Linked DNA regions of Homo sapiens: region 2 is linked to region 1. The links are chromatin loops, found by intact Hi-C in ENCODE. Cell type or tissue: heart right ventricle. All regions are shown on one strand.

What was found. Peaks named below come from ENCODE experiments on the same cell type or tissue, not always from the same donor. Only the 100,000 strongest peaks of a DNase experiment are listed, where the experiment ranks them.
Region 2: it touches region 1 in a loop (18-fold over the local background); 19 of 110 quality-filtered maps call a loop at or near these places.

Annotation. Positions count from the first base shown.
Region 1 is chr7:154,068,247-154,076,246 of GRCh38, forward strand. The region is part of intron 1 of DPP6 (dipeptidyl peptidase like 6); the gene reads left to right. Among named protein-coding and RNA genes, the nearest start is that of DPP6, 20 kb to the left of the region's middle. In heart right ventricle, a CTCF peak has its summit at 3,802 (motif pointing right); no DNase peak of the experiment used is centred here; H3K27me3 peaks cover 1,128 bases.
Region 2 is chr7:154,500,272-154,508,271 of GRCh38, forward strand. All of the region lies in intron 3 of DPP6 (dipeptidyl peptidase like 6), which reads left to right. Among named protein-coding and RNA genes, the nearest start is that of PAXIP1-AS2, 420 kb to the right of the region's middle. In heart right ventricle, a CTCF peak has its summit at 3,879 (motif pointing left); no DNase peak of the experiment used is centred here.

The DNA of each region.
Region 1 (8,000 bases):
ATTTTGAGGTTATTATTCTATTGTTGATTCTTGGAGTAATAAGAATTGAGAGATTACCCAGAAGCAATGGGCAGTGTAATAAGAGGAGAGGGCTGGAGAACAAGCTGGGTGACTCCCATGTTTACAGGCTTCTGGCCTCAGGGAAGGCCTGGAAAAAAGGATGGGAAGAAGATGCTGTTAGAATCCAGGAGAAAGCTACCTCTAAGAAAGCAAAAAAGGCAGGCTCATAGCAGACAAGTAACCTGAATTGGGAAAGGGCCCAGTGGCCCCGGCCTTGGAGGGCAGCTGGTGTCTGCAGGGAGGGTGGCTTTGGCAGGAGCACAGGTGTGGTTGAGGCTGAGGTGACCAAAGTCGGATTAACACGAACCCGAGGCACGTAGCACAGGGGGATGAGTGTGGGGGTTTCTTCCGGGCTGCTGCACAGGCCCTCCTCTTCCCAGACAGCAGCTGCTGAGTGTCAGGTGGGGGGATAAAGGCCAGAAGCAGAGATGCCGCTAAGCCCACAAACAGGTGCCCACGGGATCAGCCTCGGCGCCCGGGCGGGTCTTAGGTCTGAAGGACACTTGGAGACTAGATGTTAACTGTTGGAAATTTAGTAAACTGGGCCACCAGAGGCTTAATTCACTGCTTTAAAGTCTGATGATTGGAAATTAACCTATGAGAATTGTCAGATTACATTGAGGTTTGATCTCCCGTGCACTTACACAAATGCACACAGACACAGACACAGACACAGGCATGCACACACCTCTTTTATGAGACAGATAAAAACCCAGCCACAAAGATGTCAATGCCACACATCTAAGAGCCTGTCCCATAAGTAATGCACAGGGCTCCAGCCCCCGTGGGAGGAAGATAATTGGACTGTAAAATAGTGAAGGGCACGGCTGGGTCAAGAGAGAGTCCCCTAAAACCAAATTCCAGATGATTTCCATATTCTGAATGGAAAGCCTGCATAATCATTATTTTTAAAACATATCGACTTAGAAATAAAATATAGAAGTCAAAAAATCAATTAAGAGGACTAATTCAATGAAGAGTGTTTTCTGGTGGCTATTTTTCTTTTTATTAAAGTTTTTAATTTTTTTATTTTTTGGGCACCTAGTATATATTTATGGGGTACATAAGATGTTTTGATACAAGCATGCTCTAGTGACTACTTTTCAAGAGTTAAACTGTGGACTCCAGAGTCTGAAAATAAAGTATAATTTTTGAGAATGTTCAAATTATAGTTTTAAAAGTCTTTGGCCCATTATTTATATTTTTTATTCTTATTTGGAATTAAGCACAGTATTTTGTTTTTTCAAAAATTTAAACCTGACTGAGAGCTAGGTTGTCATGGACCATTGGTTATTTATCTTCTTTTGATGATACTTCATTTAATAACAAATCAGTGTTCCTGTGTCTGATAGAGTTAGATGAATTAATCAAGTCAGTGTTTATTCCTCCTTCAAGTGGCATCTTCTTAAAGGTAGCTTTGCAAAATGCCCAATTATTTGGACAACTTAAAAAAAGAACTATGGGGCCGTGCGCAGTGGCTCACGTCCCTAATCCCAGCACTTTGGGAGGCCGAGGCGGGCGGATCACGAGGTTAGGAGATTTCAGGCCATCTTGGCTAACACAGTGAAACCCCGTCTCTACTAAAAATGCGAAAAATTAGCCGGGTGTGATGGTGGGCGCCTGTAGTCCCAGCTACTCGGGAGGCTGAGGCAGGAGAATGGCGTGAACCCGGGAGGCGGAGTTTGCAGTGAGCCGAGATTGTGCCACTGCACTCCAGTCTGGGCAATAGAGCGAGACTCCGTCTCAAAACAAAACACAACAGTTTCTCATATGCAATGATCCCCACACCGAGGTATCAGGTAATTGTGGACTGTGCCGTTCACTGTGTACTATCAGGAATTTAGGTAAGGCAGCAAAAGAGAAGAAAGTTTCCCTAGAGCTCCATACCGAGGTATCAGGTAATTGTGGACTGTGTCGTTCACTGTGTACAGAGATTGGCAGGGTGTGAGTGGCAGAAAGAGCTTCTTAGGCAGTCAGACCACCTGGCTCTGAATCCTGGCTCGGTCACAAATTAATTATATGGAAGAAAACCTTAAGCCTCGGTTTGATTTTCTCCTTTAAAAAGTGAGACAAATAAATGCATTTATTTCTCAGAAGATAGTTGTGATGCATCTATTATTTTATGACATTTTTGTTCATTTTTAAAAGGTCCTGACAAATTTTAAGTGTTTTATGTGATCAGTTAGATGACATGCTAATAGGCAAAAGGCTTGCCTCTAATATACATGCTGTCAAATTTTCCATCAGCTTCTATATTTGCTTCTCTAAGATTTTTTTTTCCTGAATGACATAATTAATTAATGAGGTCATGCAAAATTCTTAAGGAAAATAGCTAAGTCAGTTTCCTTCATTAAAATCCACTGTAAACAAAGACGGCCCTCTGTTTAATGCTTAGTTTAACAGAAAATTTAAATTAGCACAGATAATTCTTCACATCATTTGGTTAATTGAAGGTATGGGAAACTGTATTTGTAGTGTTCACTCAAACCATTCCCAATAAGTGAATTACCCATGGGCCAAACTCTGGAAATTGCCAGATGAACTGTATTATATAAAGATAGTATGGCATGAATAGCTGTTCTTTCATATTGCCTTTAATCCATCCTCTTTGAAATAATAGAGGCCTGAGATACATCAGTGTTATTGAGCAGGAACGCTTGAATATAAAACCAATCAAGACAACATATAGTATGAAATAGTAGCTTATCATGTATGTGCATGCATGCTATTTTATTTGTTTTTTGCTGATAAAGGTGGAATGATGTTATGATGAATTTCACCATGAAAGACTGAAATAGAGCAAACAAAACGTCTCAATCAGGGTTTGCCAGGGTTATTCCTAATGAGTTATTCATACTGGTTGTATTTTTTTGACCATTGGGATTTATTTATCTGAGGGCTGCTGGAAAAAGGAGAAAGGGAAGCTACGTCATTTGCCTTCTGTGTGCCAGGCATTTTCTCTTTCTTTATCCCTGGAATAACCTTGTGTGGGAGGTTTCATTATTCTCATTTTACAAATATGGAAACTAGCTTAGATGAAGAGAGATGGAGTGACCCTCCGAAGGCCTTGCAGTCAGCAAGAGTTCGAAGCGGGGTGAGAATTCACGTGTTTCTGATTTCTAAAGCCGTATTCCTTCCACTGCCCTGGTTCACATGTTAGAATGTCACATCTTTATCCTTCAGACATAGTAGCTCAGTCTGCATCAGACTAAGATGGGGAAAAACTTGATTCCTGGAAATTTCCAAACATACGGAAAAGTGGAGGGAATTAGGCGATAAGCCAGTTGTACCCATGACCCAGCTGTATAATTATCAAGGCTTCGGCAATCTCGTTTCATCCATTTCACTACCACTATGATTTGAAACAAATGCCAGATATCATTTTTCTCCGCTAAAAACATTTTATTATGTTGGATCCTGTTTGTGCCCGTATTTTATACTAAGCCTTCACATAAGTTATGTTCTAGGATGTCTTCAAATGAGAGTAAAAGAGGACACCGTTGTCTTACTGCTGGGGAAAAGAGAGGGGGCTTTCTTCTTTCTTCAACTTCCCTCTGTGATACAAGGGAAAAATGCAGCTAAATTAGTCTAAAATCTCGATCCCTTGAAAACAGAAAAATCAACAGTTTTAAGCAAACAAATACAATCCCCCTAGTAGCTAATCATTTTCATCCACGTGCCTGGTACACATGCTAATGTTGGAGGGAAAAAAACAGGGTGATGTGCTTTTTGAGTGTGGACACCAGAGGGCAGAGTGTACTGATTAGAGTTTCCTGGCATTGCAAAAGTGCAGTGCGGCTTGGGGAGGAAAAGCAGTAGGCTATGAAACATTATTCCTTATGTCAATAGAAGGAAATTATTACATAAGGGAAAACTGGCAAGATGGAAGAGCTTATATCCGCTTGCAGTTCTGTTCATTCCCCCTAAACTCCATATATTATTTCAGGATTTTCATGAGAAAGGCTCTTCTTTGAAGAATCAATTGCTTATCCATGGTGTTAGTTTATATGTTTGTATCATGATAAACATCCTATCCAGAGGTGTGACCTTCCAGACCTTGCTAACAGCATGCTGCTGCTTTGCAAAGCTGCCTGCGCTTTGCTGCTCACCTAAAGGAGGACTTCTCAATAATAGACAGGATTTGATTCCTTTTTGTCATGAGAAAGCTCCCTGATTGTGCATTTGTAATGCATGAATTGCACAGATCTCCCTGCTGAGAGGCTTACATCACAGAGTTGGCTCACTGTTTCCAGTATCATTCTTCCAGCCCAACAGTAAGCACTGGCAGAGAGCAGGTAGCTGCCTACCCTGATATTACGGGACGTCAATAGGCTCTTGCACGCAAGTGTGGTGTTTTTCATTGCACACCAAGGGTTATTAGGCTGTGCTGAGTCAGATGGAAATAAAAATAGCCTGGAACCTGTGCCCGTTTGTTTGGGGGACTTGTCCCAGCACCATGCTAATGAGCCCAAGGGCTTGGGCTTGATGTCCCTGGTGGTTCCATCAGAGCAACATGAAGGAAAGCAACTGTCGGAAGCCACAGGCCCTCACTTAATGTGGTTTGCAGAGTGGTAAGTGATGGCTCTTCCCACGGGTATGGTTGTCTGGCACAGAGAGAGCCGGGGGACCCACACGCTCACGCAGTTCCTGCCAGCAACTGTGAGACATGACGACTGTGACTTAGCAGAATCCAGGGTTCATCCACCCTCCTGTGAGTCCTCCTGCTCCCCGTTTTGCTGCCATCTCGGGCCAATATCTGCAGGTGCAGAGACCCTGGAGTAGCTGCACCTCAGCCTCATGTCCTCTGTGGTCCCTTAATTGCCCAAAAGAAAGAATTTAAATGTAAAGTCGCTCTGTGCAGCGAGCATGTTCCTTCGTGCCCTGGGCGGCCTCTCTGACAGCCCTGACTCTGGTCTGTGACGCTGGGATTGTGGCTGCTTTCAGGCACCGTCATGGCCTTCCATGGTCCTCTGTCTGCCTTTGTCTCCTTCCTTCTGTTTAGGATGCCCTTTAGTGGGGGAACTCCTGGTCCGCCTTCTTCTCTAAATCTGTGCTCTCTACCAAGGATTTTCCAAGCCTGCGCTTCCTCCTGTCGTCTCCTTTGCTCCTCTCCGTGGCTCTGGCTCCTGTTCCGCAGCCCCTGGACCTATATCTGTGATCACACTTAGTGTTTTATACATCAGTTATTCACTTAAGTGTCGGCCGTGCCCACCAGCCCAGAAGACTCAAGGACGAGTACTTTTCTATACTTACCTTTACACAAGATAGGGTCTCAGTACTCATCGCGATTAATACATGAATGAACTTCAGCAAAATAATTGCAATGTGTAAAGGCCAAGATCCAGAATAAAACCTTTCATTTCTTAGCTAAAAATCTCCCCACATCCATTAGTTTTACATCCTTGGCATTAAAGATCCTAAGGAGAAATTGGTATTCCTGTCTGGAAAAACTTGCTGTTACTTAATGTATTTGAAAGTAAGTTATTTTTAAATAAATATGAAACCCCATCTCTACTAAAAATACAAAAAATTAGCTGGGTCTAGTGATGGGTGCCTGTAATCCCAGCTACTCGGGAGGCTGAGGCAGGAGAATTGCTTGAACCTGGGAGGAGGAGGTTGCAGTGAGCTGAGATTGTGCCACTGCACTCCAGCCTGGGCAACAAGAGTGAAACTCTGTCTCTAAAATATATATCTATGTATGTATGTATGTATGTATGTATGTATGTATGTATGTAAGTATCTATCTATATATCTCCATATATACATATAGAGAGAGATATATAGAGATCTATATAGAGATAGAGAGATATATATAGATATCTATATATATCTCTCTATATATGTATATAGATATGTAGCTATATATAGAGAGAAAGAGACCTGGAGAACATATATACTCAACAGGTGCATGTCATAACCTTCGGGGAAATAGGGTGGGAAGGATGAAGATGATATTTTATGTGATCTGTACTGTGTGAGTTGTGAGTTTCTGCATATATTAATTAGTAAAATAGGTAGGAGCAAATATTATGAAAGCATTAAAACACCAAGACTAACCAAGACAATCATGAAGAGGAACATTTCTGTCTAACTAGATGGCAACTTATTATAAAGTCTTAGTAATTCTGATGACTATACCCCACATGGATGCAGAGACAGAATAAGTAAATCAGTGGACCAAACAGAAACAATTGGTCATATTTACACAGTTCTTGTTACCAGCTGGGCTGTTTTAAACAACTTTCCAATATAAATTCATTTAATCTTTGCAGCTGTCCATGAAGTAACGTTTATAGGTCTCCATTTAATGCTTTAAGAAAATAGAAAAAGAAAGGTTAAATTGCTGAAAGAGTCACATAAGAGGAATTGGCATAAGAGACACACCGGCTACTCCCTGGGTGTGAAGCTTTATAGCCACAGCAGGGAGGGGAGTGTCAAGAACCAGGGCAGGGAGGATAAAGACCCCGCTGAGAGTTCCAGCTCAGTTTATGATTGGTATATGCCTTTCATAAGCAAGTCACTATTTTCTTGAAAAGAAATGGAAATCAAGAGATGCATGTGTTGTCAAAGCGGGAGAAAATATTTGCAAACTATGTATCTGACACAGTACTACTATCCAGAATGTACAAGGAACTCAAACAAATCAGCAAGAAAAAAACAAATAATCCCATCAAAAAGTGGGCTAAGGACATGAATAGAAAATTTTAAAAAGAAGGTATACAAATGGCCAACAAACATATGAAAAAATGCTCAACCTCAGTAATGATCAGGGAAATGCAAATTAAAACCACAATGCAATACCACCTTCCTCCTGCACAAATGGCCATAATTAAAAAATCAAAAAATAATAGATGTTGGCATGGATATGGTGAAAAGGGAGCACTTCTACACTGCTTGTAGGAATGTAAACTAGTATAACCACTATGGAAAACAGTGTGGAGATTCCTTAAAGAACTAAAAGTAGATCTACCATTTGATCCAGCCACCCCACTACTGTGTATCTATCTACCCAGCAGAAGATAAGTCATTATATGAAAAAGACACTTGCACGCACGCCTATAGCAGTACAACTCACAATTGCAAAAATATGGAACCAGCCTAAATGTTCATCAACCAAGGAGTAGAGAAAGAAAATGTGGTATATATACACCATGGAATACTACTCAGCCATAAGAAATGAATGAAATAATGGCATTCACAGCAACCTGGACAGAGTTGGAGACCATTATTCTAAGTGAAGTAACTCAAGAATGGAAAACCAAGTATCGTATGTTCTCGCTTTTAAGTGGGAGCTCAGCTATGAGGGTGCAAAGGCATAAGAATGATATAATGGACTTTGGGGACTCGGGGGGAAGGCTGGGAGGGGGATGAAGGATAAAAGATTACACATGGGGTACAGTGTATACTGCACAGGTGATGGGTGAACCGACACCTCAGAAATCACCACTAAAGAACTTACCCATGTAACCCCAAACCACCTGTTCCTCAAAAACTATTGAAATAAACATAAAATAAATTTTTAAAAAAGAGATACATGTGTTGAAATAGACAATAACTCTCAACTGTACCAGAACCTACACCTCCTTATTTTGGCAAATTATTTTAATGCTCCTTTCCTAATTTAAATTAAATTCATAGGTGATAAAATGTATATGCATATACCACTTTAAAAGTTTCAATATATAGGCTAAATAAAGGAATGAACTTATAATCCAGTTATCTGTCCTTCAGCGTGTCACTGCTCAGGTCCTGCTTGCCAGGTGGTCTGCAGCTAGGGCACTGACATCTGTGATGAAGTCAGAAGCTTCTTCCTATGTGTAAAGAGTAAAACTGGGTTTAAAATATTTTTTTTTAAAAAAAAGGCTGGGCGCAGTGCCTCACACCTATAATCCCAGCGCTTTGGGAGGCCAAGGCAGGTGGATCGCCTGAGGTCAGGAGTT
Region 2 (8,000 bases), 430 kb after region 1:
CATTCTAAAAAACATTGAATTGCACACTGTAAAATAGTTAAAATGATGACTTTTGTTATGGGAATTTTGTCTAAGAGAAATACATCCCAGTTGGCACCATTTCTATAAAAAGGAATAGTGAGAGATAAAGCTTATAATATGGTTTCGCTGTGTCACTACCCAAATCTCATTTTGAATGGTAATTCCCACAATTTCCATGTGTTGTGGCAGGAACCTGGTGGGAGGTGACTGAATTATGGGGGCGGATCTTTCCTGCGTTGTTCTCCTGATAGCGAATGAGTCTCATGAGATCTGATGGTTTTAAAAAGGGGAGTTTCCTTGCACCAGTTCTGTTCTCTTGACCGCTGCCATATGAGACATGCCTTTTACCTTCCACCAGGATTGTGAGGCCTCCCCAGCCACGTGGAACTGTAAGTCCAATAAACCTCTTTCTTTTGTCAACTGCGCAGTCTTGGGTATGTCTTTATCAGCAGCCTGAAAATGGACTAATACAGTAAATTGGTACCAGTAGAGTGGGGCACTGCTGAAAAGATCCCTGAAAATGTGGAAATGACTTTGGAACTGGGTAACAGGCAGAGGTTGGAACAGTTTGGAGAGCTCAGAAGAAGGAAAATGTGGGAAAGTTTGGAACTTCCTAGAGACTTGTTGAATGTTGAATGGCTTTTCCCAAAATGCTGATAGTGCTATGGACAATGAAATCCAGGCTGAGGTGGTCTCAGACAGAGATGAGAAACTAGTTGGGAACTGCAGCAAAGATGACTTTTGTTATGTTTTAGCAATGAGACTGGTGGCATTTTGCCCCTGCCCTAGAGATTTGTGGAACTTTGAACTTGAGAGAGATGATTTAGGTTATCTGCTTGAAGAGATTTCTAAGTAGCAAGGCATTCAAGAGGTGACCTGGGTGCTATTAAAGGCATTCAGTTTTATAAGGGAAGCAGAGCATGAAAGTTTGGACAATTTGCAGTCTGACAACATGATAGAAAAAAAAAATCCCATTTTCTGAGGTGAAATTCAAGCCAGCTGCAGACATTTGCATAAGTAATGAGGAGTAAAATGTTAATTCCCAAGATCCTGGGGAAAAATGTCTCCAGGCCATGTCAGAGTCATCACAGCAGCCCCTCTCATCACAGACCTGGAAGCCTAGGAGGACAAAGTGGTTTGGTGGACTGGGCCCAGGGTTCATGTGCTGTGTGCAGCCTAGGGACTTGGTGCCCTGTGTCCCAGTGACTCCAGCTGTGGCTGAAATGGCCCAAGTTAGAGTTTGGGCTGTAGCTTCAGAGGGTGCAAGCCCCAAGTCTTGGCTGCTTCCACATGGTATTGAGCCTGTGGGTGCACAGAAGTCAAGAATTGGGGTTTGGGAACCTCTGCCTAGATTTCAGAAGATGTATGGAAACACCTGGATGCCCAGGCAGAAGTTTGCTGCAGGGGTGGGGCCCTCATGGAGAACCTCTGCTAGGGCAGTGTGGAAGGAAAATGTGGGGTTGGAGCCCCGACACAGAATCCCTACTGGGGCACTGCCTAGCGGAGCTATAAGAAGAGGGCCACTGTTCTCCAGACCCCAGAATGGTAGATCCCTTGAAAGCTTGCACCACACATGTTTGAAAAGCTACAGACACTCAAGGCCAGTCCATGAAAGCAGCCTGAAGGGAGGCTGTCCCCTGCAGAGCCACAGGAGTGGAGCTGCCCAAAACCATAAGAACCCACCTCTTGCATCAACATGACCGAAATGTGAGACATGGAGTCAAAAAAGATCATTTTGGAGCTTTAAGATTTTACTGCCCTGCTAGATTTTGGACTTGCATGGGTCCTGTAGCCCCTTGGTTTTGGCCAATTTCTCACATTTGGAATGGCCGTATTTACCCAATGCCTGTACCCCCATTGTATTTAGGAAGTAACTAACTTGCTTTTGATTTTACACGCTAATAGACAGAAGGGACTTGCCTTGTCTCATATGAGACATTGGACTGTGGACTTTGGAGTTAATGCTGAAATGAGTTAAGACTTTGGGGGACTGCTGGGAAGGCATGATTGGTTTTGAAATGTGAGCACATGAGATTTGGGAGGGGCTAGGGGTGGAATGATATGATTTGGCTCTGTCCCCACCCAAATCTCATCTTGAATTGTAATTCCCACAATCCCCATGTGTCATGGGAGGAACTTAGTGGGAGGTGATGAATTATGGGGGTGGGTCTTTCCTGCGCTGTTCTAGTGATAGCAAATAAGTCTCATGGGATCTGAGGGTTTTAAAAAGGGGAGTTTCCCTGCACCAGCTCTCTTCTCTTGTCTGCTGCCATGTGAGACGTGCCTTTCACCTTCTGCTGTGACTGTGAGGCCTCCCCAGCCACATGGAACTGTAAGTCCAATAAACCACCTACTTTTTAAAATTGCCCAGTCTCGAGTATGTCTTTATCAGCAGTGTGAAAATGGACTAATACAACTTATGAGTTGAATTTGGGGTGAATTTACATTATATTGAATGTCAGGTAAGGAGACTGAACTCTATTTTGTAGTTCGTAGGAAGGCCAGCCTAGGGAGTTTTCATGGAGGGAAAAGTTAATGGAGACTGCTCTGTTGACAGGATGTAAATAGCAGCTGGGAAGGAAAATGACAACATGCAAAAGAGTCTTTTAAAGACTCTAGTGAAAATGTTTCACATGCCTGTGACTCAGTTCTGATGATGGCTGTGATGCTCATCATCAAAAAACTTGAACTTGTCTTTTAAGGTCTCTATCTGGTCAACAGCAGAATAACGGCTACCATGGACGGTTCTATGTGTGGTCCTGGATTTCCTAAGAATTCTCCTGATCCTTGCTTCCTCTGTTTCTGCTCTAGAAGGGAAAATTGGAGATCAGAGAGTTGAAGCTACACCTTGCAATACAGTACAGCCTTTATTTACACTATTAAAACCCCTTGGCCAAATGGACAAAGTGACAGGCTTAGCCCTTTGTATGTTTGTCCTTATATTTGCTTATTCAACAAGTATTCACAGAGCATCTTCACTTGCCAGGCCAGGTGATTCATAAGGAAACAGAGCCTCAAGGTAAAATCCAAAGAGCATGTGGTTTGAAGCCAATAGACAGGTACTCCAGTCCCAGGTTCCATGCTTACTACCCAATTGATTGCTGCCTCTCAGCCATTCCTTTCTTCACCTACACGATGTACCTGACCAGGCTTTTCTTATGTAACTACTGGAGGCAAGGTGGGCTCTCTTGACTGAAAGCACTCTGGGAACACACAATTTTGGCCACCATAAATGACATTAAAGAATACAACTTTTGCTTTAGAATCTGCGATTATTGTTTGACTTTAGCTAAGTAAGCATTTTGTCAAATCTAACAGCAAAAGCTTCTCAGTAAAGGAGCATTTCAAGAAACCTGTGACCCTCATAGCCACAACATTTAAGATCAGCATCAAATATTTTGTGTAAAGGTTCCACAGATGTTTGATTTTTTGGGGTAAGGAAACTGAGGCTTACAGATGTTTTTGAGACTTAAAGAATTGACACGTCAGTCTCTAAATGAAAAACTGCGATTAAAACCCAATGCTTCTGCATCAGGAGGACTAGCTAATGGTTGCTGGGCTTAATATCTGGGTAATGGGTTGATCTGTGCAGCAAATCACCATGGCACATGTTTACCCATGTAACAAAGCTGCACATCCTGCACATGTACCCTGAAACTTAAAAGTTGATGAAAAAAAACCAATGTTCCTGATTTATAGATAAGTAATAAAAACAACAAAGTATCCTTTTAGCTGAATGATCCCTGCTTGCTAACATTGATGAATTTAGAAATGTGTCTTCAGTTGACCTCTACTCACTATTATTTTTAATTAGTTTTCTTAACAGCCTTAATAGTGTTTAGAGCATTTTATGAAACAGTGCCCTCTAGTGGCTAAGGATACACTTTTAAATTGCAATAACAGGTGCTATTTTTAGCTAGCTGGAGAATTGATGGCGAGGCTGGCATTTAAAGAGATGTATTATCTTGTGGCAGATGTGTATATTGTACATGTGTAGCAAATAAGCATGAAGACAGTTACTGTCTGGCTTGTTAACTAGGTGTATGATTTCTTGATCACCGACCTATTAAATCACTTATTAATATATAATCTTATCGTGAGTGTAAATTTAGCTGCCTGTCATTTATAATAACATTAGCGATGTGACGTATGATCATTTGAGCAAGAGCACTGCTTTCTGCCAAAGCCAAGAGCCTCAATAATTATTTTTAAACTGTAGTTAGGTATGATTTAAAAGAGATGTGAGTACAAGAATAGATAACTCAAGGATCAACGTATGGGACCTAATTTTTATGAAAAATTACTCCTGTCTCATTCTTCTTTTCTTGTCCAACAGATCATTACAACCCAAAAGCTCAATACCATATTCCTCAAAATGCAAATTAAATACTGCCTCTCAAAATAGCCTTTCTTAACTAAAAATATCCAAGTTTATCTTTTACAAATTTAGGCAGTTTTTGGTTAAAAAGACAAAACGGTAATGGAAAATATACAGTATCAGGGTGTTTTTTTTTTTTGCTGTGGAATGCTATTAAAATTACATGTTTTTGAAACTTGTCGTTTGTGGTTTTAAATCCTCAATCATGCATTACCTAATATATGCATATCTGGGTCCATGCAGTCAAAGTTACCATGTTGAAAGAGATTTTGCAGTTTAGGAAAGTAAGGATCATAAATGTTTAGTGAATTAAGCTGACAAAAACTATTCCATTTTGTAATTGCAGAATCAGAACTAGGAGACTGTCTCTTGACTACCTGGAATGTATGATTTACACTTGTGTTCTGGACAGCAGCATCTGGAAAGTCTAAATACTGTAGTCTCTTCAGAGACTTCCAACTCAGATTCCTGGGATTCCAGAGCTGGCAGGATCCCCTGTAGTCTGGCACAGACCTCTCAGCCCATACTAATCCTTGGCTTAATTTTATTCTGAAAGACTTTTTAAAATAAACTTTTTATGTTTTAGAATAGATTTACATATATAGCAAAGTTGCAAAGGTAGTACAGAAAGTTTCCACATGCCCCAAACCCATTTTCCCCTATTATTATCATCTTATATATTATGCAACGTTTGACACAATGAATTAATAGTATTGATATAATGCATCACTGTTAGACAAAATTTATGCTTAATTCAGATTTTCTTAGCTTTCACCTAATGTCCCCTTTATCTCCCAAGGATCCCATCCGGGACACCGCAGTGCATCTCTTTCAGTTCCTCTTGCTGTGACAGCTTCGCAGAAGTTCCTGTTTCTTGATTTGGGTGACCTTGACAAAAGGGTACTTGAGGAACATGGGTCACGTCTTTTATAGAATATTCTTCAATTGCATCATTTCTGTTTTGTTTTGTTTCATTTTCCCTCCTAAGTAGACTGGGTTTATAGGGCTTTGGGAGGAAGACTACAGAAGTAAAATGCCTTTCTCATCACATATCTAAGGAACAGGCTATCAACATGATTTATGGCCATTGGTGTTGACCTTGATCACCTGGCTAAAGTCGTACTTGTCATTTTCTCTACTGTAACTACATTTTTTTACCCCTCTTTCTATACTGTGCTCTTTGGAAGGAAGTCACTATGCATAGCCCTCACTTGGAGTGGAAGGCAATGCTCTTTCTTCTTGAGAGCAGGGTATCTGTAGAAATTACCTGGAATTCTTCCATATGGAAGATTTGTCTACTCTCCCCCATTTATTTATATTTATTTATCTATAAATTATGTATTTATTATTTATTTATTGAATCATTTATTAATATCAGTATAGACTTAGAGATACTTATTTAAGACTGTTGGAAGTCATTGTTTAATTGCCAAGATTTGAAAAAGTTGATTTTGACAATGTTTGCAATCTCATTGCTTTTCTGGAAGAGATTTTTGGAGATCTTAACTCTGCTATTTGGATGTAGCTCCTTTTTTTGTAGGATTTTACACACAGTTTTTTTTTTCTCAGTTTTTGTTGTGTTCAGAATGGCCTGAACTCTGACACAGTTGATATTGGATGATATTCTTATCCCTTTCAATGCTCTCAAGAATTTTCAGTAAAGATTTTTTAAGTTTCACAATTTTTTGTGCTACCAGGAGAAATGTGTCTTTAGAGGGTGACTATTGAATATATAGAAACCCACATTCCTGAGATTTTTTTGTGTTTAATGGTATATTTCATAATAATACAACTATCTTAAAAAGAATCACATTGGCATATTTACTCTGCATTATTCAAATGGCTAATGCTTTGAGAAGGAACATCCTCTTTATAATAAAATGAGTGCTGTCTTGTTTGGCTTATTTAGTATCAAATTAATGTGATACTCAGTGTTTCATTAAGTTCCTCCAAATAACCAATTTTAAAGCAACTTCTTCATTCTTTCATGGATATAATGCTAAAGGCGTAAAAAGATGATGACCCATATTATCTGAAAGAGAAAAACATGATTTCTCCTTTCTCTCTTAAAATTAAGATCTATATTTATGATAGCAAAAGTCAGGTGCTTCTCTCCCCACCTTTTAGAAGCTGCTTAGTGTGATCAGGGGATAACTACAGAGAAGCGCTATCAAACATTTCTTTCTGCACTTTCAGTTAGGAGGATGATGAATGCATACATACACATTTTCCCTTTCTAGTAGCAATAGATTAACACTGTTGGGAATAATTCCCCTAGAAAGTTTTCCGAGAGCCTGGAAATTTCACATCATACTTTTCTAGCCCTGGGTCACTGTGAGTTTGCCAAAGCCTCCAGCAGATAGATAAATTGGTTTCCAAGTGAACAAAGTATATTAGTCAATCTCCTGAGGCATTTTTTCTTTGATGGCCATTGAGTGTGTTAAGCAGCAACTGTATGCCCTTCATAATAAAAAGCACTTTAAGTTGAGTGATGGAAGGCTCTTGATACTTGTGGAATGACAGAGAAGTTTTGAAGAAATGAACATTAGTGCAAGTAGACAATATTTAGAAAGCATAATCAAATAAAGAGTTTTAAGAAACCATAATTTTTTTTTTTACTTTAAGTTCTGGGATAAATGTGCAGAATGTGCATGTTTGTTACATAGGTTTACATGTGCCATAGTGGTTTGCTGCACCCATCAACCCGTCATCTATGTTTTAAGCCCTGCATGCATTAGGCATTTGTCCTAATGCTCTCCCTCCCCTTGCTCCCCGCCCTGATATGCCCCAGTAAGAAACCATAATAAGTTTTAAGTCAAAGTGAGATGGAAAATACAGAGAAGGGTTAGTCTTTGAAGACTTTGGAGAGGTGATTTGAAAATCAGATGTTAAAGGAATGCATGGGCATAAATTAGCAGGACATTCCAAACCAGGGCTTTGATGTGAACATAAGTCAGTTATGTGAGGAAGCAGCAGGCAAGAGCAGGACTGGAGAGGGTTTGATGTCATCTCACCAATCATCCACCCAATAAAGAAATCTCTCAGCAACCCCTGGCCTGTGGTCAGCCAATCTGTGTCTGAATGTATCGATCAAGTAATAATAGTTCAGTGCTCTTAGTGAGGAAGCCAGTGATGATTGTTACATGGCTCTATAATATTAAGATAAAATTTGTCCCCAGAATGTTCTATGCTTGGGTTCAATTATTCCTTTTGGAGCAACTCAGAATCAATCTAATATTTTGGGGAAGTGACAGTTTTTCAGATCTTGGAGGAAGAACTTATTATTAATCTCTCTCCCCCATTCAACTTAATTGAAAGAGTCTCCGATTAGAAATTTGAGAAAAGATGTTCTAGCCCCAACTCTGCTATGTATTATTTGCTTTGTAAGCAAAGAACAGTTAAACTGTCTCAACTATATATAGCGTCTATTTCCCTCTGTTCCTTCCCTATCCAGGGCTTGGCTCTATGAAAAGCAACTCGAACTCTTGCCTTCCAGCTTGGGATACTGCTCCAAGATAGCCCCCCTTTAGTGAACTCCTGTCTCCTATGCAGTTCCATCTTGTTATCTTATACCTGGATTCTCCATCTCTGCCCAGACACT